Regions from separate parts of the Homo sapiens genome. Here region 1 is linked to region 2. A link is a loop called in an ENCODE intact Hi-C map of the cell type or tissue named here. Cell type or tissue: sigmoid colon. All regions are shown on one strand. Each heading gives the region's core, and the rest is flanking DNA. Links, peaks and the distances in the headings are about the cores only. Region 1 holds the start of MCAT (malonyl-CoA-acyl carrier protein transacylase). Region 2 holds the start of ARFGAP3 (ARF GTPase activating protein 3).

What was found. A loop is a pair of places that touch in the nucleus more often than their neighbours do. Peaks named below come from ENCODE experiments on the same cell type or tissue, not always from the same donor. Only the 100,000 strongest peaks of a DNase experiment are listed, where the experiment ranks them.
Region 1: a loop joins it to region 2, with 2.6 times the contacts of the local background. A loop is called at or near these places in 3 of 110 quality-filtered maps.

What each region holds. Positions count from the first base shown.
Region 1 is chr22:43,136,045-43,147,953 of GRCh38, reverse strand. MCAT (malonyl-CoA-acyl carrier protein transacylase) reads left to right here and starts at 4,556. Exons shown (of 4, transcript NM_173467.5): 1 at 4,556-5,028; 2 at 6,705-6,792; 3 at 10,656-10,873. The coding sequence starts at 4,606. RefSeq lists enhancers at 1-62, 10,346-10,515 and a silencer at 4,532-4,801. In sigmoid colon, for the core only: no CTCF peak of the experiment used is centred there; a DNase peak (open chromatin) is centred at 4,533; H3K4me3 peaks cover 1,993 bases; H3K27ac peaks cover 1,540 bases.
Region 2 is chr22:42,853,296-42,869,293 of GRCh38, reverse strand. ARFGAP3 (ARF GTPase activating protein 3) reads left to right here and starts at 12,021. Exons shown (of 16, transcript NM_014570.5): 1 at 12,021-12,180. The coding sequence starts at 12,112. It also overlaps the pseudogene COA1P1. RefSeq lists a silencer at 11,746-12,495 and an enhancer at 12,018-12,862. In sigmoid colon, for the core only: no CTCF peak of the experiment used is centred there; DNase peaks (open chromatin) are centred at 11,111, 11,983 and 12,893; H3K4me3 peaks cover 2,482 bases; H3K27ac peaks cover 2,386 bases.

The DNA of each region.
Region 1 (11,909 bases), core at 1-8,000, 290 kb before region 2:
AGCTGCAGATCGTTGTCCTTCAGAATCATGAAGAGATGCTGTTGGCCAGCTGCCACACTGCGGTTGAGCAGGCTAAAGCCATTCTGTTTCGGAAGTCTTTGGTTGTTTTTTGTTTTGTTTTTATTTTTTTGTAGACACAGGGTCGCGCTATGTTGCTCAGACAAGTTTCCAACTCCTGGGCTCAAGCAATCCTGCTCCGGCCACGCTGTGGATCCTTTATATGTAACCGATTTTGTTCTTCCTGGAAAGTTTTTAAGATTTTGGGCCCCAGAGTTCTGCAGTTTCACACTGATATTCCCCTATGTGGGACTAATTTTTTTTTTTTTTTTTTTTTTTGAGACCATCTCACTCTGTAATCCAGGCTGGAGTGCAGTGGTACGATCTCGGCTCACTGCAACCTCTGCCTCCCGGGCTCAAGCAATTCTCCCTCAGCCTCCCGAGTACCTGGGACTACAGGCGAGCTCCAACACACCCAGCTTCATTTCCTCCACTGTGCCTGCACTCAACAGGCACTTTCCCGCTGGAAGCTCATTCTTTACTTTTCAGAAGTTGGATTATTTCTTTGATTTCCTTCCCTCTATTTTCTCACTTCTCTTTCTTTTCAAATTTATGTTGTGCAGCAATCACTTCCTTTCTGGAACTCCTATTACTCAGAATGTAGGGCCTCTAGGGCTGTTTTTCTAACTTCCTTTTTCTCTCTCTCTTTTTTTTTTTTTTTTTTTTTTTTTGAGACAGAGTCTCACTCTATTGCCCAGGCTGGAGTGCAGTGGCATAATCTTGGCTTACTGCAACCTCTGCCTCCCGAGTTCAAGGGATTCTCCTGCCTCTGCCTCCCGAGTAGCTGGGATTACAGGCATGTGCCATGACGCCTGGCTAATTTTTGTATTTTTAGTAGAGACAGGGTTTCGCCATGTTGGCCAGGCTGGTCTCGAACTCCTGAGCTCAGGTGATCCACCCGCCTTGGCCTCCCAAAGTGCTGGGATTACAGGTGTGAGCCACTGTGCCCGGCCGTCTTTTTTTTTTTTTTTTTAATATCACCTGTTATTTTAGATTCGGGGGTATATGTGCAGGTTTGTTACATGGGTATACAGTGTGATACTGAGGTTTGGGGTACAATTGATTCTGTCACCCAGATAGTGACCATAACAGTAGTAGGCAGTTTTTCAACCCTTGCCTCACTCCTTCCCACCTCTAGGAGTTCCCAGTGTCCATTGTTCTCATCTTTATGTACAGGTGTATCAATGTTTAGCTCCCACTTGTAAGTGAGGACATGCGGTATTTGATTTTCTGTTTCTGCCTGAATTTGCTTAGGATAATGGCCTCTAGCTGCATCCACGTAACTTCCTTTTCTTGCCGACTTTTCTTTTTTTTTTTTTTTTGAGATAGAGTCTCGCTCTGTCACCCAGGATGGAGTGCAGTGGCGCAATCTCGGCTCACTGCAACAACCTCGCCTCCGCGGTTCAAGTGATTCTCCTGCCTCAGCCTCCTGAGTAGCTGGAACTACAGGCGCGTGCCACCGTGCCCGGCTCATTTTTTGTATTTTTTAGTAGAGACAGGGTTTCACCATGTTGGCCAGGATGGTCTTGAACTCCTGACCTCATGATTCGCCCGCCTTAGCCTCCCAAAGTGCTGGGATAACAGGTGTGAGCCACCGCACCCAGCCCTTTTTTTTATTTTTGGAGATGGAGTCTCACTCTGTCACCCAGGCTGGAGTGCAGTGGCACGATCTCTGCTCACTGCAACCTCCACTTCCCGGGTTCAAGCACTTCTCCTGCCTCAGCCTCCCAAGTAGCTGGGATTACAGGCATGTGCTACCACACCTGGCTAATTTTTGTATTTTTAGTAGAGATGGCGTTTTGCCATGTTTGGCCCCACTGGTCTTGAACTCCTGAACTCAGGTGATTCGCCCGCCTCGGCCTCCCAAAGTGCTTGGATTACAGGTGTGAGGCACTGCGCTGGCTTTTTTTTTTTCTTTTCTTTTCTTTTTTCTTCAGATAGGGTCTCCCTCTGTCACCCAGGCTGGAGTGCAATAGTTCAGTCCTGGCTCACTGCAGCTTCATACTCCTGGGCTCAAGCAGTTCTCCCGACTCAGCCTCCTATGTAGCTGGAACTACAGGCACGAGCCACAGTACCTAGCTTTTTTTTTTTTTTTCCTTTTGTAGAAACAGGGTCTTTCAAGTATCTGCTTTTGATGAATAAAAAAGAAAACAGTGTGACTATGTTGCCCAGGCTGCTCTCGAACTCCTGGCCTCAAGTGATCCTCCTGCCTCGGCCTCCCAAATCACTGGGATTACAGGCCTGAGCCACTGTGTCTGGCCAATAATTTTCTTTTTTTCTTTTTCTTTTTTTTATTTGAGACAGAGTTTCACACTTGTTGCCCAGGCTGGAGTGCAATGGCGTGATCTCCGCTCACTGCAACCTCCGCCTCCCGGGTTCAAGCGATTCTCCTGCCTCAGCCTCCTGAGTAGCTGGGATTACAAGCATGAGCCACTGTGCCTGGCCCAGAGACCCCTTTGTTTGTCCCTTTCCGGTGAAACCCCAGATGGGTCCCAAAGTGGGGGAGGGGCATCACCCAGTGGCTAGGGAGGTGGAGGGGACCTAAAGATCTGTTTCTCAAAGGCACCTCCAAACAATCCTCTTTGTTTTAGCCTTCTTTCACTCTTAGATCTAGAAGCAGCAGCAGCTGCTACCTGTTCTTAAGTTTTTGAGGATTCTGTTGTATGCATAAGGATTGGCTCGCAGCCTTCCCCACTCCTGGGAGGGATTTAGCTGTCTGAGATCAGCTCAGTCAGGTAATACCAGCCTACCTGCTTTCCAGCTTCCAGAGATTCTGCTGCTGGCGGTCCCCTTTCCTGTTCTTCCTGTCCTTGTGGATTTATATCTTTAAATATCTCTTTGTTGTGGATTTATGGGCTTCCAGAGGCAGTGCTCTCTCTATGCGTCTTAACCTGAAAGTGTCCTCTGTGTGTGTGTGTGTGTGTATATATATATATTTTTTTTGTTTTTTGTTTTTTTCTGGAGATGGAGTTTCATTCTTGTTGCCCAGGCTGGAGTGCAATGGCGCAGTCTGGGCTCACTGCAACCTCTGCCTCCTGGGTTCAAGCAATTCTCCTGCCTCCGACTCCCAGGTAGCTATGATTACAGGCATGTGCCGCCACGCCCAGCTAATTTTTGTATTTTTTGTAGTGAGGGGGTTTCACCATGTTGACCAGGCTAGTCTTGAACTCCTGACCCCAGGTGATCTGCCCGCCTCGGCCTCCCAAAGTGCTGCGATTACAGGCATGAGCCACCGCACCCAGCCTTTTTTTTTTTTTTGAAACGGAGTCTTGCTCTGTCACCCAGGCTGGAGTGCAGTGGTGGGATCTCGGCTCACTGCAACCTCTGCTGCCCGGGCTTAGGGGATTCTCCTGCCTCAGCCTCCCGAGTAGCTGGAACTATAAGCGCCCACCACCACGCCCAGCTAATTTTTGTATTTTTAGTAGAGACGGGGTTTCTCCATGTTGGCCAGGCTGGTCTTGAACTCCTGACCTCAAGTGATCCATCTGCCTCAGCCTCCCAAAGTACTGGGATTACAGGCATGAGCCACTGCGCCTGGCCGAGCCTGTGTCTCTTGAGTTGCTTTTAGGTTAACATTAGATAACCCCAATTTCCAACCTCCATTCTGTCACTAACCACCTGTCACTCAATCTCTGAGCAGCTATCCATCACAGCGTTGCTGTGAGGAATTAAATAAGCTAATATCTGAAACACATTCAAGGCTTTGTTCAATAGCATAAAGATCTATTGGATGCTTATTATGTGCCAAGCACTGTGTGGTTTGTAAGAAAACATTATAAAAGAGAGCTGTTGTATAGTTGGGAACTGGCAACGGATGGTCGGCCATGCCAACTCCTGTGGTTGGGAGGATCATATGCAAGAAATGTGGTTGCTGGCCGGGCGCGGTGGCTCACGCCTGTAATCCCAGCACTTTGGGAGGCCGAGGCGGGTGGATCACCTGAGGTCAGGAGTTCGACACCAGCGTGGCCAACATGGTGAACCCGTCCCTACTAAAAATACAAAAATTAGTCAGGCATGGTGGCGGGCGCCTGTTAATCCCAGCTACTCGGGAAGCTGAAGCAGGAGAATCGCTTGAACCTGGGAGGCGGCGGTTGCAGTGAGCAAAGAACACGCCACTGCACTCCAGCCTGGGCGACAGAGCAAGACTCCGTCTCAAAAAACAACAACAAACAACAACAACGACAACAACAAAAACCATCAATGTGGAAGAGTTTCAAGTGCTCTTCATGTGCCAGGTAGAAAGCGTAAATACTACATTGCGTTGCGTTATTTATTCCATAAATATCTGTTGAGGACCCACTGTGGTGTGGCATCGTGTTCCGTTCAACGGCTATGGCTGTTTAAGTAAACGCATGAGTCCCTCCAGGACCCCAGAACGCAGCCCGAAGGGCCTCAGAGCCGGGGCGGAACCAGCGTCTGCGGAACCTTTCTTCCCGCTCCCGGTGCCCCGGAAGCCCCGGCAGGAAATGCGTCAGGGACCACGCTGCGCCGCGCCGCCGCAGTCGGGCCTCGGTCGCCACGGTAACGCGCGCGGGCAGGTGTCCGACCATGAGCGTCCGGGTCGCACGGGTAGCGTGGGTCAGGGGCTTGGGCGCCAGCTACCGCCGCGGCGCCTCGAGCTTCCCGGTGCCTCCGCCGGGCGCCCAGGGTGTAGCGGAGCTGCTGCGAGATGCGACCGGGGCGGAGGAGGAGGCGCCCTGGGCGGCGACGGAGCGGCGAATGCCGGGCCAGTGCTCCGTGCTGCTCTTCCCGGGCCAGGGCAGCCAGGTGGTGGGCATGGGCCGCGGTCTGCTCAACTACCCGCGCGTCCGCGAACTCTACGCCGCCGCCCGCCGCGTGCTGGGCTACGACCTGCTGGAACTGAGCCTGCACGGGCCGCAGGAGACCCTGGACCGCACCGTGCACTGTCAGCCCGCGATCTTCGTGGCATCGCTGGCCGCTGTCGAGAAACTACATCACCTGCAGCCCTCGGTGAGGCCCGAGGCCCCGTGACAGGAGGGGGAAGGTGAGCTCTGCCTGAGCTCTTGGCCCTGCCAGAGGCTTCCGCCTGCCATTCCGGGGGCTCCCACGTCTTACTCATTCGATCGAGTTTTTTTTTTTGTTTGTTTTTGTTTTTTTTTTTGAGACGGAGTCTCGCTCTGTCGCCCAGGCTAGAGTGCAGTGGCGCGATCTCGGCTCCGCCTCCCGAGTTCACGCCATTCTCCTGCCTCAGCCTCCCAAGTAGCTGGGACTACAGGCGCCCGCCACCATGCCCGGCTAATTTTTTGTATTTTTAGTAGAGACGGGGTTTCATCGTGTTAGTCAGGATGGTCTTGATCTCCTGACCTCGTGATCTGCCCGCCTCGGCCTCCCAAAGTGCTGGGATTACAGGCATGAGCCACCGTGCCCGGCCCGTTTTGTTTTGTTTTTTGAGACAGAGTCTTGCTCTGTCACCCAGGCTGGAGTGCAATGGCGCAGTCTTGGCTCACTGCAACCTCTGCCTCCCAGGTTCAAGCAGTTCTCCTGCCTCAGCCTCCGCAGTAGCTGGGATCACAGGTGCACACCACCACGCCCGGCTAATTTTTTTATTCTTTACTTAAATCCTCCCAGGTTCACCCACCTCGGCCTCCCAAAGTGCTAGGATTACAGGTATGAGCCACTGCACTGGCCTAAATGAAGGAACATTGAGATGAGTTGAGAATGTCACTTCACTTGAAGGTGGTGGATTGATTGCTATTAATATTTAATAAGACGGTAAATGTTAAGCTAGCACTTGAGATCCTTTACCCTATTTCACCTTCACACCACCTTGTGAGGTTAATACTGTTATTTGATGGTTGAGGAATGCAGACTCAGGGATATTAAAAGAATTAGTTAAGTGGTCCTGTTGAATCGTCATCATAATATTCATTCACTGCTTACCCTAGTCTGGGTCTGTGCTAAGCACTGTATAGACATTATATTCACATAATTCTCTCATCCGCCCTTTGGGGTAGGCCCTGTTCTTCCCTCATTTCACAGATGAGATAAAAATGCTCTTGGCCGGGCGAGGTGGCTCACGCCTATAATGCCTATAATCCAGCACTTCAGGAGGCTGAGGTGGGTGCATCACGAGGTCAGGAGTTCAAAACCAGCCTGGCCAACATGGTGAAACCCCGTCTCTACTAAAAATACAAAAATTAGCCAAGTGTGGTGGTGGACACCTGTAATCCCAGCAACTCGGGAGGCTGAGGCAGGAGAATTGCTTGAACCCGGGAGGCGGACGTTGCAGTGAGCCGAGATCACGCCATTGCACTCCAGCCTGGGCAACAAGAGCAAAACTCCGCCTCAAAAAAAAAAAAGTCATGCTCTTAACTTGTGCACAACGATATGGCCTGAGAGCCTGCTGCAGGGCCATGGCAAGGGAATCCAGAGCCCTGGGTTGGCGTCAGTGTGACCATGGACGGAGTTGATGGACTGTAACTAACCAGGAAAGCTCCTCCTAAATAAAGGGGCAGGACTCAATGATTGTCAAGGTCACTTTTGTGTGTCCTCTTCCAGCTGGTGCACCAAGTTCGTAGAACCTGGCTCACTGAGATGCTGAACACCCCGCCAGCTCTCAGGTACAGAGCCCTGGAACTGGGATCCCCAGGAGAGTGAGGGCTCACGTTCTGCATCTGTCCCCACAGGTGATTGAGAACTGTGTTGCTGCTGCTGGATTCAGTGTGGGAGAGTTTGCAGCCCTAGTGTTTGCCGGAGCCATGGAATTTGCTGAAGGTACAGGAAGGAGTTTGGTTTTATGCAAGGCTGTGGTCTTGGGCTCATTAGGGGTAAGGGACACTGCCAAAAATGATACTGGACCCACTCAGGTGATGGGAAGGGAGCACATGGACAGGGGTGACATTGGCACATGAGGACAGGGCTTTGCTGTGATTCCTTTTCAAGACTGAAGGATTCATTAGGGATTTCCCTTATTTTTGTAATCTCATGAAATCTGCTTGCTGAACTGTCTAACCCGCTATCCTGTGCACTCATACCTGCAGCACCTGCAACACGAGAGTATGTGTTCAGTAGATATTCGTTGAATTAAAGAGTAAATAAATATTGGATCTGGAGCCATATCAGTTTTACTTCTTAAGATTTTTGCTGGCCAGGAACCATGGCTTACGTCTGTAATCCCAGTGCTTTGGGAGGCCAAGGCAGGAGGACCACTTGAGGCCAGGAGTTCCAGACCATCTTGGGCCACATAGTGAGACCTTCATCTCTGCCCCCAACAAAAAACAAAAATTACGTTGGGTGCAGTGATTCACACCTGTAATGCCAGCACTTTGGGAGGCAGAGGCAGATAGATGTTTGAGCCCAGGAGTTTTAGACCACCCTGGGCAACATGGTGAAAACCCCATCTCTACCGAAAATACAAAAATTAGCCAGGCATGTTGGTGTGCGCCTGTAGTCCCAGCTCGAGTACTTGGGAGGATGAGGTGGGAGGATTACCTGAACCCAGGAGGTCAAAGCTGCAGTGAGCTGTGATCGTGCCACTGCATTCCAGCCTGGGTGACAGAGTGACACCCTGTCACACACACACACATACACAAAATTAGCTGCACTTAGTGGCATGCATCTGTAATTCCAGCTACTCAGGAGGCTGAGGGAAGATCACTTGAGCCCCTGAGTCTGAGGCTGCAGTGAGCCACGATTGTGCCACTGCACTGCGGCATGGGTGACAGAGCAAGACCCTGTCCAAAACAAACAAAAAAGAATCTAGTATAGAAACACGAGAGGTTATTGGGACTGGAGAGGGAGAAATGGAGAGTGCCTACATAGTGGACATGGAGTGTTTGAAACTAGAGAGAGTTGGTGGTTGTACAACATTATGAATACCCCAAATACCACTGAATTATACACATTAAAGTGGTTAATTATATTTTATGTGAATTTCACTGCAGTGCTTTTTTTTTAAGCGTTATAACATTATTAAGGAAAGTTTCATAATTTCACATTTTATGAAACAATTTTATTACATGTATCATTTTATGTGTACATAATGTGCAGAATTAGGCTTGGTGTGGTGGCTCACGCCTGTAATCCCAGCCCAGCACTTTGGGAGGCCAAGGTGGGTGGATCACCTAAGGCAGGAGTTTGAGACCAGCCTGACCAACGTGGTAAAACCCCATCTCTACTAAAAATTCAAAAATTATCTGGGTGTGGTGGCGTGCACCTGTAATCTTAGCTACTTGGGAGGCTGAGGCACAAGAATCACTTGAACCAGGAGGCAGAGGTTGCAGTGAGCCGAGATTGTGCCACTGCACTCCAGCTTGGGTTAGAGAATGAGACTCTGTGTCAAAAAAAAAAAAAAAAGTGCAGAATTATAGCATAGTTACACTTTTGTGTTTTCTTTTTCTTTTTCTTTTTTGAGGCAGTATCTTGCTCTGTCACCCCAGCTGCAGTGCAGTGGTGCAGTCGTAGCTCACTGCAGCCTCAGCCTCTTGGCCTCAAGTGATCCTCCCGCTTCAGTCTCCAGACTAACTGGGACTACAGGCTCACACCATCATGCCCAGCTAATTTTAGAAGTTTTTGTAGAGATGGGGTCTCGCTATGTTGCCAGGGCTGGTCTGGAACTCCTGACTCAAGTGATCCTCCAGCTTCAGCCTCCTACAGTGCTGGGATTACTTACAGGCATTAGCCACTGTGCCTGGCCTACTTTTTTCCCTTGACATTTTACATAGTTTTGAATGTCTCTGTGGGAGGATGTCTGCGTGCTCTCCTCCCTTTTCTTGTATGTTTTCTTCTACTTCTTGTCACAGGCTCTTGTTCATTTGTTTTTTAAGAGACAGAGTTTTCCTCTGTCTTCCAGCCTTGAGTGCAGTGATGCAACCATAGCTCACTGCAGCCTCTAACTCCTGATCTCAAGCAGTCCTCCTGCCTTAGCCTCCTAAGTACCTGATGTCACAGGCTGTTTATGTATTTGTCCTCCTGTTCTTGTGTAAGGGAGCTAAAAGTCCAGTACATAGAAGTGCTAAGTGAATGAAGATATGTCAGGATTTGCTCCTTAGACCTCTCTGTTGACCTGTGAAACACTGTGCAGGTCCCTTAATCTCTTCTCAGTCTGGTCATCTCTTCTCTCTGCCCAGGAAGCAGGACCAGGGTGTCAGGGGTCTGGTAGTTTCAGGCCATTCTTATGTGTGGCTTTGTAGGGATTTTTGAGACAGGGTCTCGCTCTGTCACCCAGGCTGGAATACAGTGGCATGAACACAGCTCACTGTAGCCTCAACTTCCTGGGCTCCAGCAATCCTCCCACCTCAGCCTCCCAAGTAGCTGGGACCACAGGCGCACACTGCCACGCCCGGCTAATTTTTGTATTTTTGGTAGTGACAGGGTTTTACCATGTTGTCTAGTCTGGTCTCGAACTCCTGAGCTCAAGTGATCTGCCTGCCTTGGCCTCCCAAAGTGCCGGAACTACAGGTGCGAGCCACAGCGACCAGCCCTCAGGCCACTCTTATTATCATTGGCACTGCCTGCCCTCTCTCCATGCTCTTGAGCCACACTGAATCAGGAGTCATAGGTTTTCGTTCATCTGCATTGGCTGTGTCAGGTTCTCCAGCTCTAAGTGGGGACAGTAACACTTGACTTATGACAATTATGTCACTGAAATTCATGTAGTACAGTAGCCCATGTCTCTGATGGTTCTTTTTTGTTGTTCTTGTTTTGAGACAGGGTCTTGCTCTGTCACCAGGCTGGTGTGCAGTGGAGCAATCATAGCTTACTACAGCTGCAGCCTCAACCTGCTGGTCACAAGTGATCCTTCCGTGTCAGCCTCCCAAGCATCTGGGACTACAGGCAGGCACCACCATGCCTGGCTAATTTGTATTTTATTTTTTGCAGGGACAGGGTCTCCCTATGTTGCTCAGGCTGGTGTCGAGCTCCTTGGGCTCAAGCCGTCCTGCCTCAGCCTCCCAAAGTGCTGGGATTACAGGCATAAGCCACCATGCCCGGCCTGATCTCTCTTAATAAACTAACTAATAATAATTCCCAGCTTTCACAACAGCCCAGGCAGATTAGATATTATTATCCTCATTTTACTAACTAAAAATTTGAACCTCAAGGAGGTTGTGACTTGGCTAAGGCAATGTGGCTTCCACCCTGTTCCTCTTTACCTTTTACCAGGGTTTCTCAATAGTGGCACTATTTAAAAAAAAAAAAAAACAGTGGCGCTATTGGGCCAGGTCATTTGTTTTGTTGGGGGCAAGGGGGGCTGACCTGTGCAGTGCAGCATGTTGAGCAGCATCCCTGGACTCTACCCACTAGACGTCAGTGGCACTCTCCCCTAGTCAGAACAACCGGAAAACGTCTCCGGACACTGCCCCCGGCCTGTTGAGCACCACTGTCCTACTCCAAACCAGCTTTATAGCAGGAAGCTCCTTGGGTTAGTTTGTATAGTGCCAAGCACAGCAGCATACTTTTGGTGGTGAGCGCTTGTGCAGTCGATGGAGGTGTGTGGAACTGTGGCCCTGCTGGCTGGTGGCAGACACCAGTGCCCCTGTCTCTAGTGCAGAGTGGAGCTTGGGCTTTGTTTCTCAGGCCTGGCCTTTTCTCCTTCATTCTGTGCCCTCATTTTTCCAAATGCGCTTCTCTCTGGCCAGGTTTGTATGCAGTGAAAATCCGAGCTGAGGCCATGCAGGAAGCTTCAGAAGCTGTCCCCAGTGGGATGCTGTCTGTCCTCGGCCAGCCTCAGTCCAAGTTCAACTTCGCCTGTTTGGAAGCCCGGGAACACTGCAAGTCTTTAGGCATAGAGAACCCCGTATGTGAAGTGTCCAACTACCTCTTTCCAGATTGCAGGGTGATTTCAGGACACCAAGAGGTGGGTGTTGATGGGAACTGCCTTCATAGGCCAGTCCAGTACGGAGGGTTGGAACTGCTCCACACCCGTGAGGCCTAGCAGTCTGGCGGGTGCTGGGTCCAGCCCGGTCTTTAGGAAGTATTTTGGGGCCAGGGCAGTGAGGTAGACCGAGTGCTGCAAAGCAGGCAGGAGCAAGAATGCTGCCCTGCTCCACCACGTGTAGAATGGGGTCTGGAACCAACCAGCCAGCCCATGTCTAAAGTAAAGGGGCAGGGCCAGCTGATCTCCAGGGCCCTTCCCGTAGTACATTCTGGGCTTCTGAGGAGCCTGTGATCTGGTTGCTTCCTTAGAGAAAAGAGATTTGTTTTCTGCTAGATTGCTCTGCCTGCCCTGCTTTTTTTAGGTGTCTGTTTTTGCCCTGGAGTTCATTTCCTTTCCACCGTATTTCCTTCCATTTGCTACTTCCCCAAACATTTATCAAGGGCTGGGGACGCACAGACTGATTAGCCAGGGTTCCTGCCGTCAAAGGAAGAGCCCCGTGAATGGATGACTCCAGGCCGAGGGGTGCAGTGAGGGTCTGGCTGGCTACTCATGGGCCTAAGAGCAACCCAGGAGGCAGCAGCTGGAGGACGGGCATGTGTTTGCCAGCAGGGGGCACCCTGAGCAGAGCGGCAGGAGCCCCCTACAGAAAGAGCAGTGGGTGCTGAGTGCCTGGCTCAGGGAATGCTGAGTGAGCGCAGATTGCAGCCCGTGTGAGGGGCTGCTGCCCGGGCCAGGCATTTCTGTCTTACTTCATGTCCCTCACAGCCCATCCTGTGCTATATGGAAGGAAGGGATTCTTTTTTTGTTTGTTTGTTTGAGACAGGGTCTCACTGTGTTGCCTAGGCTGGAGTATGGTGGCACCATCACGGCTCACTGCAGCCTGGACCTCCTGGGCTCAAGTGTTCCTCCTACCTTAGCCTCCTGAGTGGCTTGGATTACAGACACGGGCAACCACACCTGGCTAACTTTTGTATTTTTTTGTAGAGACGGGGTTTCACCGTGTTGCCCAAGCTGG
Region 2 (15,998 bases), core at 7,050-15,049:
CAGCCCAAAGCACTGAGCGAAATCCCTGAGGAACCACCCCCTCCCTCGCTGGAGAAACTGAGGAGGGAGGAGGCTTGGACTGGCTTGAAGACAGGAGAGAAGCAAGACGTGAGGGCGGCTGTGGCCACGCTCACCGAGCCCTGGGAAGGCTGCCCAGAAAAGCACGCCAGCTGGGCATGGGGCCTCACAGAGCACCTGGGAGGAGCAAGGCAGGCAGCTGCCCCTGCAGTGTGGCTTTGTCCCAGCTCAGCAAGGGTATGGGACAGATCCTTGTCACGCAGCCTCCTTGTCTGAGGGGTGGCGGGTCCCCTGCTCCCAGCTTCTGAGGAGTTGGAGCCCTACAGCGCAGGGCGGACACCCGGCTCGGCCCACAGCCCCAGGCTGCAGAGAAACAGGCAGAACGGGGTTGGGAGGGAAGGTGGGGGGTCAGAAGCAGGCTCCTGGTGCCAGTGGCCTCAGTCACTGCCCAAACACCATGGCAAGACCACGGTCCCCGCTGAGCTGGATGAAGCAACCTCCACTCTGAGGCTGGATCACACGGCCCCCCCCGTGAGAGATCTGGCAGGGCCTCTAACTGCCCATCTTCCCTCTCCTGCCCTGCCCTCAGGGGCCAGCTTGGAAACTTCAGCTTGTCTCTAGGCCTCAGTTTCCCCAAGTAGAAGTGATACTTTTCCAGTTGGAGAGTTAGAGCAAGAAGAAAAGGTGGCCTGGGCAACATAGTGAGACCTTGTCTCTACAAAAAGTTTAAAAATTGGTCGAGTGTGGTGGTGCATGCATCTAGTCCCAACTACTTGGGAGACTGAGGCAGGAGGATTGCTTGAGCCCAGGAATTTGAGGCTGCAGTGAGCCATGATTGCACCACTGCACTCCAGCCTGGACGACAGAGCTCTCGAGACAGTCTCAAAAAAAGAAAAAGGCCGGGCACGGTCGCTCACACCTGTAATCCCAGCACTTTGGGAGGCCGAGGCGGGTGGATCACGAGGTCAGGAGATCGAGACAATCCTGGCTAACACGATGAAACCCCGTCTCTACTAAAAATACAAAAAATTAGCTGGGCGTGGTGCCTGGCACCTGTAGTCCCAGCTACTCAGGAGGCTGAGGCAGGAGAATGGCATGAACCCGGGAGGTGGAGCTTGCAGTGAGCCGAGATCGCGCCACTGCACTCCAGCCTGGGTGACAGAGCAAGACTCCATCTCAAAAAAAAAAAAAAAAAGAAAAACGCCACAGGCACTCAGGAGCTGGTCATTGTCACGATTATGAGTGACACCATAGGCAGGGGCCCAGGGTTCTCTGCTGTCCATGGCTGCCCTTCGCTCCTCCCACAGCCACCACCCTGGATCAGTGCTGCCACCAACTGTCCACACCTCTTCGGGTCCCCAAGGCCCCTGAGTTGACACTAGGGGGAGTGTTAGCCCCAGAGCCCTCTCCTGGGCCAAAGCTACCTGGAGCTCAGGACAGGGGTATTTCATCATCTCTCTCCATCCTTCCCACAACCCAGAAATGTCGGGAGGGTGAGCAAGTGCTGCCAAGTGACCGGAGTAGGGATCTGGCTTTGCTGCAGCCTGAGCTAAAACTGGGCCTTCGGAGGTCCCTGCAGATGGAGAACAGGGCTGACCTCTGCTCTGGGCTCTGATGCCAGATCCTGGTCCACTCAGAAGCATGTAGTGAAGGCCCGACTGGGCAGCCTGGGCTGTGTCAAGGCCTCAGGCACTGGATAGGCCTGGAGGGAACCCGCTCACAAGCCATCGGGATAGGGATGGGGGAGGTTGGGAAGGACTTGTGTGGACCACCTGACCAACCCCCTCATAGTTCATGGGGAAACAGGACAAGTGAGAGGAAGCAGTGACTTCGCCGTGGGCACAGACCATGTGGTTTGGGAAGCTGAGCAAGGCCTGACCCCTGAGTGGCCCAACCTGGTGAGGGATCAGCTGGCTCTCCTTATGTATCCATTGTGCAGTCATTCATTCACCATGCATCTATTGAGCACATACTGTGTGTGAGACTCAGCGGTGCCAGGACAAACATGAAGAGAAGCCAATCTTGCCCTTGGGAAACTCTGGTAGGCTCAGAGAAGGACCTGTGTTATTCTGACACCATGATGGGACAGCCAGAGACAAAGGGCCAGAGTTGTCTTCTGAGAATGTGTGTGCTGGGTTTCAGAAGTCTCAGGCCTCCCAACCCAGGCTCCAAGGCCTCAGAGATCAGAGCACTGCTCAGTCCTTGAGCCGTTCCCCAACTTCCTGTAGGAAGTGTCCCTGAGTCCCCACCTGGGCAGGAGGCTGGACCACAGACAAACGGAAAATGCCTGAGCTTCATTTGCTGAAAAGTAGGGATGACTGGCGGGCACAGTGGCTCATGCCTGTAATCCCAGCAGTTTGGGAGGCTGAGGCGGGTGGATCACCTGAGATCAGGAGTTCGAGACCAGCCTGGCCAACATGGTAAAACCCTGTTTCTACTAAAAATACAAAAAATTAGCCGGGCATGGTGGTGGGCACCTGTAATCACAGCTACTTGGGAGGCTGAGGCAGGAGAATCGTGTGAACCCGGGAGGCGGGGGTTACAGTAAGTCAAGATTGCACCACTGCACTCCAGTCTGGGAAATAAGAGCAAAACTCTGTCTCAAAACAATGACAACAAAAAAACAGGGGTGATGAAGTGAGGATAACTTAAGGGGTGCTCAGAAGCCAAAGACCCTGCCAGGTGGGCACCCCAGCCTGTGGGTGCCCTGTAAGCTTTCCTTCCCCCACCCCTTTTCACAGTCCAAGGTCTCCCCAGAGTGGTGGCTGTCCGCTCTGCTCCCCTCCCTTGTCCACCCTTCCTGAAGCCTCCTCTGAGGCAGGGAAGGTCTGCGCCCCTCCCCAGCCCTTCCACAGACACCTGTGGAAGACAAAGGCCACTCTCTGGGCCTCGGTTTTCCGAATAAATGGGCTGCATCTCTGTGGCCCCTGTGGTGGCAGCAAGCAGAGGGGCCCTCAGGCCAGGACGGAGTCAGCTCCAGGTGCCAGCCAGTGAAAAGAACCAGGGTCAGGATGGAGGTGGCTCCACCACACCTGGGAGGATGTGCCCAAACTGAGCTAAATCTGGCCTCGCCTGCAGTTGAGGTACGAGGCTCATTTCTGGCCAGGCATGACCACCACCAGGCACAGGGTCGGAGGAACCACAGTGCTCATCCTCCCTCTAGCCTGGGTATGTGGCACTAAACCAAAAAGAAAAAAGAAAACGCAACAAATCTGGGACTATCCTATGAAACCCAGATTATATTGTTCTAGGCATCTACAAATCCTTTGTGGAAAGGGCTAGGAAAGGAAGGAAGGAAGAAAGAAATGAACTAAATAAGTGATGTCACTCTTAGGGGAAAGGATACCAGCACCAACGGCCAGTGGACCAAAACTCAGACGCCAGAGGAATACTAGGTGCTAGACCTCCCGAAGGTTGCAGAAACCCAGAGCGCCTTAGGGTTAGGGTTAGGGTTAGGGTTAGGGTACGAGGACCTAAAAGACCCTGAGCTCAACAGCATTCGGATCACCAAGGCAGCCGCCTCAGGGCATGTGAACTACATACAGTCACTGGCCGCTTCTGGGCAAAGACAGCCAGGTGGCCCTGCCACTTTATGGTATTTTCCAATAGGAATCTTAATTATTTTTTCCTGATTGTAAAAGGAACAAAGGCTCAGATGAAAATTTGGAAATTTAGTAAAGGTATTCAGAAAAACATTAGTTATCTGTGATCCTGACTTCCAGAGGTTACATTGCTAACATTGGGGTGTATTTTTTTCTGGTATTTTTCCTAACATATATGCACATGTGCCATTTTCTTTTTTTCTTTTCTTTTCTTGAGGTGGAATTTCACTCTCGTTGCCCAAGGCTGGAGTGCAATGGCACAATCTCGGCTCCCTGTGCCCCCCACCTCTCAGGTTCAACAATTCTCCTGCCTCAGCCTCCCGAGTAGCTGGGATTACAGGTGTGAGCCACCACGCCCAGCCACATGTGCTGTTTTCTTGTCGTCATCATCATCATCAATGTGTGTATGTGTCTTACAAAATTGGGATCGTACTGTAAATATAGTTTCGTTCTCCTGCCATTTGATCATGAGCATTTTCTCATGTCCCTAAATATACTTCAATTAAAAATAAACACCAGACATAGTGGCTCATACGTGTAATGCCAGCACTTTGGGAGGCCGAGGTGGGAGGATCACTTGAGCCCAGGAGTTCTAATCCAGCTTGGGTAACACAGGGACACCCTGTCTCTACCAAAAATAAAAAAAAAATTAGCCAGGCATGGTAGCACACACCTGTAGTTCCAGCTACTCAGGAGGCTGAGGTGGGAGGATCACTATAGCCTGAGAGGTCAAGGCTGCCGTGAGCCATGATTGCACCACTGCACTCCCGCCTGGGAAACAGAGCAAGACCCTGTCTCAAAAAAAGAAGTGAAAGAAGTAGAGGAGGTGGAAGGAGCAACAGGAAAGGCTGGCACACTCAAGTGTAACTTTTATTGAAAAAAATCTGGCTGGGCATGGTGGGTCATACCTGTAATCCCAGCACTTTGGGAGGCCGAGGTGGGAGGATGAGGTCAGGAGTTGGAGACCAGCCTAGCCAACATGGTGAAACCCCGTCTCTACTAAAAATACAAAAATTAGCCAGGCATGGTGGCACACACCTGTAATCCCAGCTACTTGGGAGGCTGAGGCAGGAGAATTGCTTGAACCTGGGAGGTAGAGGTTGCAGTGAGCTGAGATCGTGCTACCACACTCCAGCCTGGGTGACAGAGCAAGACTCCATCTCAGAAAAAAAAAAGAAAAAAATCCACATGTAAGTGGACCCATGTAGTTCAAGCTCAAGTTGTTCATGCGTGAAGTGTACTGTTTAGTGGCCGAATGATACTCATGCTGTAAGTCCCATGTTGCTGAGCATTTGCTTTGTTTCCCATTTTTCTCAGTTCTTAAGGTATAATTTATGTATATACTTTTTTTGTTGTTGTTGAGATGGAGTCTCCCTCTGTTGCCCAGGCTGGAGTACAGTGATGCCATCTTGGCTCACTGCAACCTCTGCCTCCTGGGTTCAAGCGATTCTCCTGCCTCAGCCTCTTGAGTAGCTGGGACTACAGGCACCCACCACCATGCCCAGCTAATTTTTGTATTTTTAGTAGAGGGGGGTTTCACCATGTTGGTCAGACTGGTCTCGAACTCCTGACCTCATGATCCACCCACCTCAGCCTCCCAAAATGCTGGGATTACAAGCGTGAGCCACTGCGCCAGGCCAAAAACACTCCTTTTAGTGTACAGTTCTTGAAGTTTTGATGAATGTATACAGTTATGTAATGTACTAGTCCATTCTCATGCTGCCACAAAGAACTTGCTCAAGACTGGGTAATTTATAAAGGAAAAAGGTTTAATTGACTCACACATCTGCATGGCTGGGGAAGCCTCAGGAAACTTATAATCATAGCAGAAGGGGCAGCAAACACATCCTTCTTCACATGGCAGCAGGAAAGAGACATGCTGAGCAAAGGGGGGAAAACCCCTTATAAAACCATAAGAACTCATGAGAATTTACTCACTATCATGAGAACAGCATGGGGGTAACTGCCCCCATGATTCAGTTACCTCCCACCAGGTTCCTTTCCTGACACATGAGGATTATGGGAACTACAATTCAAGATGAGATTTGAGTGGGACACAGCCAAACCGTATCACATAACCATCACCACAATCAAGATATAGAACTCTTCCGTCACCTCCCCAACACGTGGATTTTTGTTGTCAACCCCTCCTTACACCCCCAGTCCCTAGAAACCACTTAGATGTTTTCTGTTTCTACCTTTTCCAGAATGCCATAAGAATGGAACCGTGCAATATGTAGCCTTGTCTTTTTTCACTTCCCATGACTCATCTGACATTCATCTGTGTGGTTTCATATGTCAGTATTTTGTTTCTTCTTCTTCCTTCTTCTTTCTTCTTCTTCTTTTTTTTTTTTTTTTTTTTTTGAAACGGAGTCTCGCTCTGTTGCCCAGGCTGGAGTGCAGTGGCGTGATCTTGGCTCACTGCAAGCTCCGCCTCCCGGGTTCATGCCATTCTCCTGCCTCAGCCTCCCGAGTAGCTGGGACTACAGGCGCCCGCCACCACACCCAGCTAATTTTTTGAATTTTTAGTACAGACGGGGTTTCACCGTGTTAGCCAGGATGGTCTCGATCTCCTGACCTCGTGATCCGCCCGCCTCGGCCTCCCAAAGTGCTGGGATTACAGGCGTGAGCCACCACGCCCGGCTTTTTTTTTTTTTTTTTTTGAGACAGGGTCTCCCTCTGTCACCCAGGGTGGAGTGCAGTGGTGCAATCTCTCCTCACTGCAACCTCTGCCTCCCGGGTTCATGCGATTCTCATGCCTCAGCTACGTGAGTAGCTGAAATTACAGCCACACGCCACCACCCCCGGCTAATTTTTGTATTTTTAGTAGAGACGGGGTTCTCCCATGATGGCCAGGCTGGTCTCAAACTCCTGGCTTCAAGTGATTTGCCCACTTTGGTCTCCCAAAGTGCTGGGATTCCAGGTGCAAGCCACTATGCCTGGCCTTCTTTTTTTTTATTTATTTTTATTTTTTTACTGACAGTGTCTCGTTCTGTCACCCAGGCTGGAGTGCAGTGATGCAATCATAGCTCACTGCAGCCTTGAACTCCTGAGCTCAAGTGATCCTCCTGCTTCAGCCTCCTGATTAGCTGGGACTACAGGCACGTGCCATCATGCCCCGCTAATTTTTCAATTTTTTGTAGAAGTGGGATCTTGCTATGTGGCCCAGGGTGGTCTCAAACTCCTGGCCAAAAGCCATCCTTCTGCCTCAGCCTCCCAAAGTGCTGAGATTACAGGCATGAGCCACCACACCTGGCCCCAGTAAGTTCATTTCAAATGTATCTGGCCTATACAGAAAGAATATGTCAAAGAGATAGCATTCACTTGTTTTCGCTTGGCACTAAGCAAAGTCCACAGGTGTTGTCTTCCAGGGGCAAGGGACAGGATCTGTGCGTATTCTCACTTGTGATTCATCATATGACTATGTAGCCATGTCTGGTTTCTCTTTAGGGTGGGATTTGGCTTTCAGCAAGCTCCTATTAAACAGTAAATGAACTAAATAAACACAATGCTGCTTCATTTGGCCATAGCTATGCCAGGATCTCTTCATGAAAGACGAACAGCAAAGAGAATTAGAATGCAAATACTCTACAAGACGGACAATACTGGGCTGGGTGGTGGCTCACCCCTGTAATCCCAGCACAGTGGGAGGCCGAGGCAGGCGGATCACTTGAGGTCAGGAGTTCGAGACCAGCCTGGGCAACATGGTGAAACCCCATCTCTACTAAAAATAGGAAAATCAGCTGGGTGTGGTGGCGGGTGCCTGTTAATCCCAGCTACTTGGGAGGCTGAGGCAGGAGCATTGCTTGAACCTGGGAAGCAGAGGTTGCAGTGAGTCAAGATCATACCACTGCACTGGGTGACAGAGCCAGACTCCGCCTCGAGAAAAAAAAAAAATGTGTAGCCCAGGATGCTCAAAGGGTGGGGCCTTCTCAACATTCCCACCATCCTCATGGCAAACCCCTGGATTGTAGAGGGATTCTGCTTCTCTTTCCCCTCCTTTTTTGCATTTGAATTTGGATTACTGGGTTTTATTTCTACCCCTCCCCTGGCAGCAACAGATCTTTGCCCATTCCCTGAGACAGAGAGAATTTACTGCTTTTGCTTTTTTTCTTTCTCTTTTCTTTCTTTTTTTTTTTTTTTTTTTTGTGACGAGTCTCCCTCTGTCGCTCAGGCTGGAGTGCACTGGCTTGATCCTGGCTCACTGCAGCCTTCCCCTCCCAGGTTCAAGCAATTCTCGTGCCTCAGTCCCCAAGTAGCTGGGACTACGGGTGTGCGCCACCACGCCGAGCTAATTTTGTATTTTTAGTAGAGACAGAGTTTCACCATGTTGGCCAGGCTGGTCTCAAATTCCTGACCTCAGATGATCTGCCCGCCTTGGCCTCCCAAAGTGCTGGGATTACAGCCATGAGCCACTGTGCCCAGCCTGCTTTTTTAGAAGAGAAGAGTCCAGAGGAAGCAGGTGGGGTCTGTGCCTGTTCCTGAGCAGCTGGATGCCCACCCCACAGAGAGGTCTCTCTCCGGGCTCTTTGCCAGTCCCCATCTTCCTTGTGAAGTACGGTTTCTGATGGAGGTTTATTAAAAAGGGCTTATGAATGAATGTGAACTCCCTTTGTATCTGAGGCCCCCAGCTAGTCCAAACTCACATGCCAACCTACACTTGGCCTTTAAGACTTCATTAAAATTATAGCCGATTTCCTGTTGCCAACTAGTTTGGCAGTAACCTCTTTCTCCTGCGCTCTGCCAAAGGTGAAGGGGTTCTTGTGTTCTGTCTTTGGAGAGGCTTCTGTTGTCTCTCTTTGGCGCTGAGGTTACTTGGTTGCCTTGCAACCTCAGCTTTCTGATGGGCTCAACAGAAGTTACAATTTGGTAGATTATCCAGCTTTTCTCATTATGATATTGGGAGGGAGAGCCTTTGTAGCTTTCTACATTCTAAGCCCATTCCACAAATCTTTATTGAATGCATACTATGTGCCAGGCATTATTCTAGGTGCTGGGGATAAAGTAGTAGAAAAAACAGGCTGAGCACAGTGGCTCACACCTGTAATCCCAGCACACTGGGAGGCCAAGGCGGGCGGATCACTTGAAGGAGTTTGACACCAGCCTGGCCAGCATGGTAAAACCCCATCTCTACTAAAAATACAAAAATTAGCCAGGCGTGGCGGCAGCTGCCTACAAACAGCTACTCGGGAGGCTGAGGCAGGATAATTGCTTGAATCCACGAGGCAGAGGTTGCAGTGAGCTGAGGTTGCGCCACTGCACTCCAGCCTGGGTGACAAAGCGAGACTCTGTCTCCAAAAAAAAAAAAAAAAAAGTAGAAAAATAGATCTGATTTCAAGAGATTTATATTCAATTGAGGAGAGGCAGATACAGATAGATAGAATATTATATATCATAATATTAGATGCCAATAAGTTCTATGAAAAACACTTAAGCAACTGACAGATAAGACAACCATAGTGTATTGGCCGGGTGCTGTGGCTCACGCCTGTAATCCCAGCTCTTTGGGAGGCTGAGGTGGGCAGACCACCTGAGGTCAGGAGTTCGAGACCAGCCTGGACAACATGGTGAAACTCCGTCTCTACTAAAAATATAAAAATTAGCCACGTGTGGTGGCATGCGCCTGTAATCCCAGCTACTCGGGAGGATGAGGCAGGAGAGTCGCTTGAACCTTGGGAGGCAGAGGTTGCAGTGAGCCGAGATCACGCCATGGCACTCCACCTGGATGACAAGAGTGAAACTCCATCTCAAAAAAAAAAAAAAAAAAAAAAATTAGCCAGGCATGGTTGCGGGCGCCTATAATCCCAGCTACTCAGGAGGCTGAGGCAGGAGACTCGGCTGAACCTGGGAGGCAGAGGTTGCAGTGCGTCAGGATCACACCACTGCACTCCGGCGAGACTCCTCAAAAGAAAAAGGAGAAAAAACATTTGATTTCAAGAAATATATATATATATATATATATATATATATATATATATTTTTTTTTTTTTTTTTTGAGACAGAGTCCCGCTCTGTCGCCTAGGCTGGAGTGCAGTGGTGTGATCTCGGCTCACTGCAACCTCTGCTTCCCAGATTCAAGCGATTCTCCTGCCTCAGCCTCTGAGTAGTTGGGATTACAGGTGCCCACCACCATGCCTGGCTAATTTTTGTATTTTTAGTAGAGATGGGGTTTCACCATGTTGGTCAGGCTGGTCTCGAACTCCTGACCTCATGATCCACCCACCTCAGCTTCCCAAAGTGCTGGGATTACAGGTGTGAGGCACCGCCCCCGGCCAGAAATATATATTTTTGTATTCAATTAGAGCCAGATAACATATAGATAGAATATTATATGTTATAGTATTAGATGCTAAGTTCTATGAAGAACACTTAAGCAACCATAGTGTATAAATGGTACCTCCTACCCCTTCCTCCCCTATTCGTGTAGATACTGTCTATAATTTACTGCTTTTGTTTCCCTCTCCTCAATCTCTATGGTGGAGAATGGGCTAGACTGCACTACTCTGATAATATAACTTAGTAAGATTTCAGCTCCAAGTAGTAAATGGGACCATCATTCCCATTCCCATCAGGAAGGATAAAACTGCTCATAAACATGCCCGGTATTCTGCATAAGGCCAAACTAGTACCCGGTGGACACAAAGCACAGGTGTTATACTTCGACTCAATACAGGAAGAACTTTTAAACCATCAGAGCTACCTGCAAAAGTAATGTACTTTTCTGGAAGATAATCAATTTCCCTTTCTTGGAAAAGTTGCAGCTTTGGGTTTATAAGTTACATTGTCTGCAAGCTCCCAACTGCCACCGAGGGTCTCCAAGCAGATAGGTGGAGTGTACATTTCCTGACTTCTAACAGTAGAAAGCCTCCACCAAAGGCTCTTCAGGATATCCCTAGGAAGCTGCTCACCTGTGCTACTCAGCACTGATTCTTTAATTTCTTTGTACAGATGAATAAACCATGGTTTATTTTATTTTACTTTTTGAGACAGGGTCTTGGTCTGTCGCCCATGCTGGAGTGCAGTGGTGCGATCTTGGCTCACTGCAGCCTCGACCTCCTGGACTAAAGCGATCCTCCCACCTCAGCCTCCCAAGTAGCTAGGACTACAGGCCCATGCCAGCATGCCCGGCTAATTTTTGCATTTTTTTATAGAGACGGGGTTTCACCATATTATCCAGTCTGGTCTTGAACTCCTGAGCTCAAGTGATCCTCCCGCCTCAGCCTCCCAAAGTGCTGGGATCACAGGCATGAGCCCCTGAGACTGCAAATAAACCATGCTTTAGAGAAGGTAAGTGTCTTGACCAAGGCCACAGAGCTAGGAAGCAGCTGGCTGAACTGGGATTGAGGCCAAGGTAGTGCCTTTGATGCCAAAACCTGCTGTCCTTCCTCACTATCACCCAACCTCTTTCCAGTGGCTCCACACCCATTGTGGTGACAGAGGCACCTTCTGCTGAGTGTAAACTCTTCTGGCTGGAATTGTTTCCCAGAGGGTAGGGTGCAGCCCCGAGGGCCGGGGTTAAAAGTCAAGCTTCTCATCTGGACTCATCAGTTCTGACTGAGCACTTCTGCCTCAACCCGCACTGCCATCTCTCCATGAACGTGACACAAAAGCCCTTGGTTTCAGAAAGCCAGTTTCCGGGCAAAGAAAGCTTTCCACCCAGGGCCTGGCGTGAGCTGAGGGCAAGAATTAAAAAGAGTCGGGCGCGGCGGCTCACGTCTGTAATCCCAGCAATTTGGAAGGCCGAAGTGGGTGGATCACCTGAAGTCAGGAGTTCGAGACCAGCCTGGGCAACATGGTGAAACCCTGGTCTCTACTAAAAATACAAAAATTAGCCGGGCGTGGTGATGTACGCCTGTAATCCCACCTACTCGGGAGGCTGAGGCAGGAGAATCGCTTGAACCAGGGAGGTTGCAAGGAGCCGCAATCGCGCCATTACACTCCAGCCTGGGGGACAGAGCGAGGCTCCGTCTCAAAAAAAAAAAAAAAAAAAGGGAAGGCCACCAGCTAAGGTCCGGCGTCAAGGCACGGGCCCTCCGTCCGTCTCGTGCCGAAGGAGGGCGCGTGCGCCCCTTCCCCTGCCTCTGACCTTTCCATGGAAGCAGCCCGTTAGGCGAAATGGCGATCGACCAGGCGAAACGTTGGTGGATCCTATGGCAGCGCGCGTGGCAGGCAGCCACACCCGGGCCCGGCTTCGCCCAGCGCTAAGGGCGTGGAGCCGCGCCGCAAATGGCGCGCGAGCCTCCTGCGCACGCGCGTGCAGCGCCTGGGGTCGGGCCAGCGGCGCGGCTGAAGCGAGGGCGGGGAGGGAAAGCGAGCGGCGCCTGCGCCCCGGCGGTGGACGGGCCCGGTCGTGGGCGGGGATTGGGGCGGAGCCTGACCGTTACGCGCAGCCCCGCCCCCGCGGCCTCGTCGCTCCTGCTGAGGCGGTAGCCGCTTTTCGTCGACTCTTACCGGTTGGCTGGGCCAGCTGCGCCGCGGCTCACAGCTGACGATGGGGGACCCCAGCAAGCAGGACATCTTGACCATCTTCAAGCGCCTCCGCTCGGTGCCCACTAACAAGGTAGCGGCCGCGGGCGAGTGCGGGCCTGCCTGGCATCCCTGCGGGAACCGGCGGGAGGCCCCGCGGGCGCCAGTGCCCGTGGCTTGGGAGGCGGGGCCGGCGCGGCCTGTGACACGTCGCACTGTGGGGCCGCGGCAGCCTGGCCGGGCCGGGGCGGGCGGGGCCGGGCAGCTGAGAGGCCCGGGCGGGAGGCCGCAGCGCGGGGGTCCTCACGCGAGCCGGGGAGCGTTCCCGGGGGCGGCGGCGCGGGCACACCCCCCGGCGAGCTCTTGGGGCGGGGGGCGAGCACCGGCGGCTCTGAGCGGAGGCGGGGGCGGGGGCATCCTCGGGGGCGCTGCGAGGAGGGAGCTCCCGGCTCGGAAACCCCGGCTGCTGGCGCCGGATGCGGGGAAAGCGCGGCTCCCCCAGCGCCACCCTGGAGCTCGACCCCGCCTGTTGGAGCCGGCTTGGCTCCTCGGGCCTTGCGGTGCCTGCCTCAGTTTCTCTTCTGATAAAGTTGCCGAGTAGTCTACGCTTTGGCTTCCAGCTTTTGTCGCTTTGGCCAGGGAGGCTCACCACAGCCTCCTCCCTCTCCTCGGTTCTCTTTGGAGATGGAGGTTTCCTTTTTTTTTTTGTCTCCAGAGGCTGTTCTCTCCCTGGAACTTTTACAGCTTTGCGCAGCTGGCTGGAGGCGTTGGGGTGACGCAGGGGGCTAAGGTGACACGTCGGGTCGGAGAGGGACTTGGAGAGTGCAAAGGGCTGTCGCGTCAGCGTGGGCTCTCCCCGCCCCTCCTGTGACACGAGTGTTGTCTGGTTCCCACTGTCACTTCCCGAAGGGAACAGCTGTTATTGAACCTCGATATGCTGGCATAGAAAGTTCCCGAGTGTTACAAAATAGGTGTTTCTGTTGGTTTTAAGTCTTGATGGTACAGGGGAGCCCATATTTTTTCCAGCCTAGGTGAGGAAGGAAACAGTTTATTGGAGGTGATGTCTGATGGATGTGGGAAAGTTAAGAGAAAGGCTCCAGGAATTCTCCAGTGCCCGTTTCTTTACTGTTCTCTTGATTTTCACATTTTTATTTATTTATTTTTTTAGAGACAGGGTCTCACCCCGTCACCCAGGCTGAAGTGTAGTGCCTTGATCCTAGCTCACTGCAGCCTTGACCTACCCAGCCCAAGCCATCCTTCCTTCCCAGCCTCCTGATGAGGCTGACACCACAGGGCTGTACCACCACGCCCAGCTAATTGTTATTATTAATTAATTAATTAATTAATTTTTGTAGAGACAGGGTCTTGCTATGTTGCCCGTGCTGGTGTCAAATTCCTGGGCTCAAGCAGTCCTCCTGCCTCCTCCTGCCTTGGCCTCCCAGAGTGCTAGGATTACAGGCATGAGCCACCATGCTGGCCTTAATGTTCTTTTTTTTTTTTTTAACGTTTTAATTTTAATTTTTTTGAGACAGAGCCTTGCTCTGTCGCCCAGGCTGGAGTGCAGTGGTGCGATCTCAGCTCACTGCAACCTCTGCCTCCTGGGTTTGAGCAATTCTGCCTCAGCCTCCTGAGTCGCCAGGATTACAGGCATCCACCACTACACTCAAGTAATTTTTATATTTTTAGTAGAGACGAGGTTTCACCATGTCAGTCACTCTGGTCTCAAACTCCTGGCCTCAAGTGATCCACCCGCCTCGGCCTCCTGAAGTGCTGGGATTACAGGCGTGAGCCACCGCGCCCAGCCTTGATTTTTAAATTTAGATTGATGTGTTTATAAAGAGTGGGTCCTGTGTAACTTAGTCAAGATTAGGATCTGCGGTTAGCAATGTGTAAACTATATTTTTTTGTCACCTTTATCTCAGAAACATCAACATGTATTCTCTTTGATTTAATTCAAAGATAATTTTAAATTAGAAATCAATGTCTTTATATCAAGAGGCTTTTGAGAGACAGGCTTGTATTGTCCAAACTGCTACTTTCTAGGTATGTCACCCTTGGACAGGTTACTTGACCACTTTGTCCCTTTTTTCCTCCTCTGAAAATGGGGCATGAACTAGACCTGACTCAGAGGGTTATTGTGAAGATTAAATGGAATAATCCAAGAAAAACACTTAGAGTAGGAACTGCATATAATAGTCTTCAATAAATGGCAGCTGTTTTTATGATGAAGAACACACCTGTGAAAAATTTATATTCTGTAATAAGATTAATAAAAGCAATGAGCAAAAATGTTTTCTGGTAATGTTTAACAGTAATGTGCTATATTTCTTGGTTGAGACCTTTTATTTGATCATTGGTTTGAAACCCTTACCTAAACGAAGATAACAATAGCATTTTAAAATTGGGGTCATAAAAGACAGCTCTAAGATACATGAGCCAGGAAAGGTAATCAAAGAAAAACAAGTCGGCTTACTTTTAGAACATGGTATCCAATTTCTTCGTCTCATGTATGATGATTTACTCTAGATCAAAGGTCATGAGGGTCAATTCTCTTTTTTCTTTTTCTTTCTTTTTTTTTTTCTTTTGAGACAGTCTAGCTCTGTTGTCCAGTCTGGAGTGCAGTGGTGCGATCTTGGCACACTGCGACCTCCTCCTCCCAGGTTCAAGCGATTCTCTTGCATCAGCCTCCTGAGTAGCTGGGACTACAGGCGTGTGCCATCACGCATGGCTAATTTTTGTATTTTTAGTAGTAATGGAGTTTCACCATATTGGCCAGGCTGGTCTCAAACTCCTGACCTAAAGTGATCCGCCTGTCTCAGCCTCCCAAAGTGCTGTGATTACAGGCGTGAGCCACCGCACCTGGCCAAGGGTGAATTTTCTTGTTTGTGGAAATCCTTCTTTGTTGCTATACCATTCCTTACTTTTATATAGATTGGGTTATTCATTCAACAAGTATTCATTAAGCACCTATGCTATGCTGGGCACTGTGTAGAGCATGAAAGGTATGTACACTGATGGTATGTTCCTGTCCTCAGGGAACTTATAGTCTAGTGGACAGATGAAGGGCAGATGCAGGACGGCAGGTGGTATGTTTTCTGCTCTGAAGCACAGTGTGGTGGAGCGGGAAGAGTGGCTCTGGGAACAGACTGCATGGGATCCAGTCCCCATTGTGGGCATTTCCACTAAGGAATTACTAAGCAGTGGCCACTTCTTATCTGTCATACTTAATTCAGTAATTCCTTAGTTTTCTTTAAAATGGAGATCAAGATTTACCGCCACCATCCCACGCCCGGAAGGGCTCCTCATGCTCTCTGCAGCATGGTGCTTCTGTCGCTTACAGAACAACTTGCCTTTGATGATTTTCAAGAGAGTTGTGCTGTGAGGTGGCAAAAGTATCCAGGCAGCAGGATGCCAGTGCCTCAAGGAAAAAATGGTCCTTTTCGGCAATGTGTTCGGTACTGGGGGCTTGGCCCTTGTGTATTACCGCATACAAAAGACTTTTTCCAGGGCTTTGTATTACCAGTTGGCATTGGAGCAGGTGCATAGCCATCCCAAGGCACAGGGAGCTCTGGGCCCTCTTCTCAACATTCACTGTCTCAAACTCACCAAGCACAACTTTGTGGACATTGCTGATGCCAAGTTGAAGATTCCTAGCTCTGGATCCAAGTCAGAGGGCCATCTCCATGTCAGCTCATCCAGAAGTGCCCCTTTCAGAGGTGGCACCTTGATGAGGTCTTCCTAGAGCCCAAGGATGGCCAGCAGATTCCCTTGTTCAAGCTCAGTGGGGAGAATGGTGAAGAAGTGAAAAAGGAGTAGAAACGATCCAAAAGACCCAGCTTTCTTCTAGTCTGGCCTTCCCTTATCTCCACCATGTGCCCACCAGGGGTGATGGCCCATCTGAGTGACAGACAC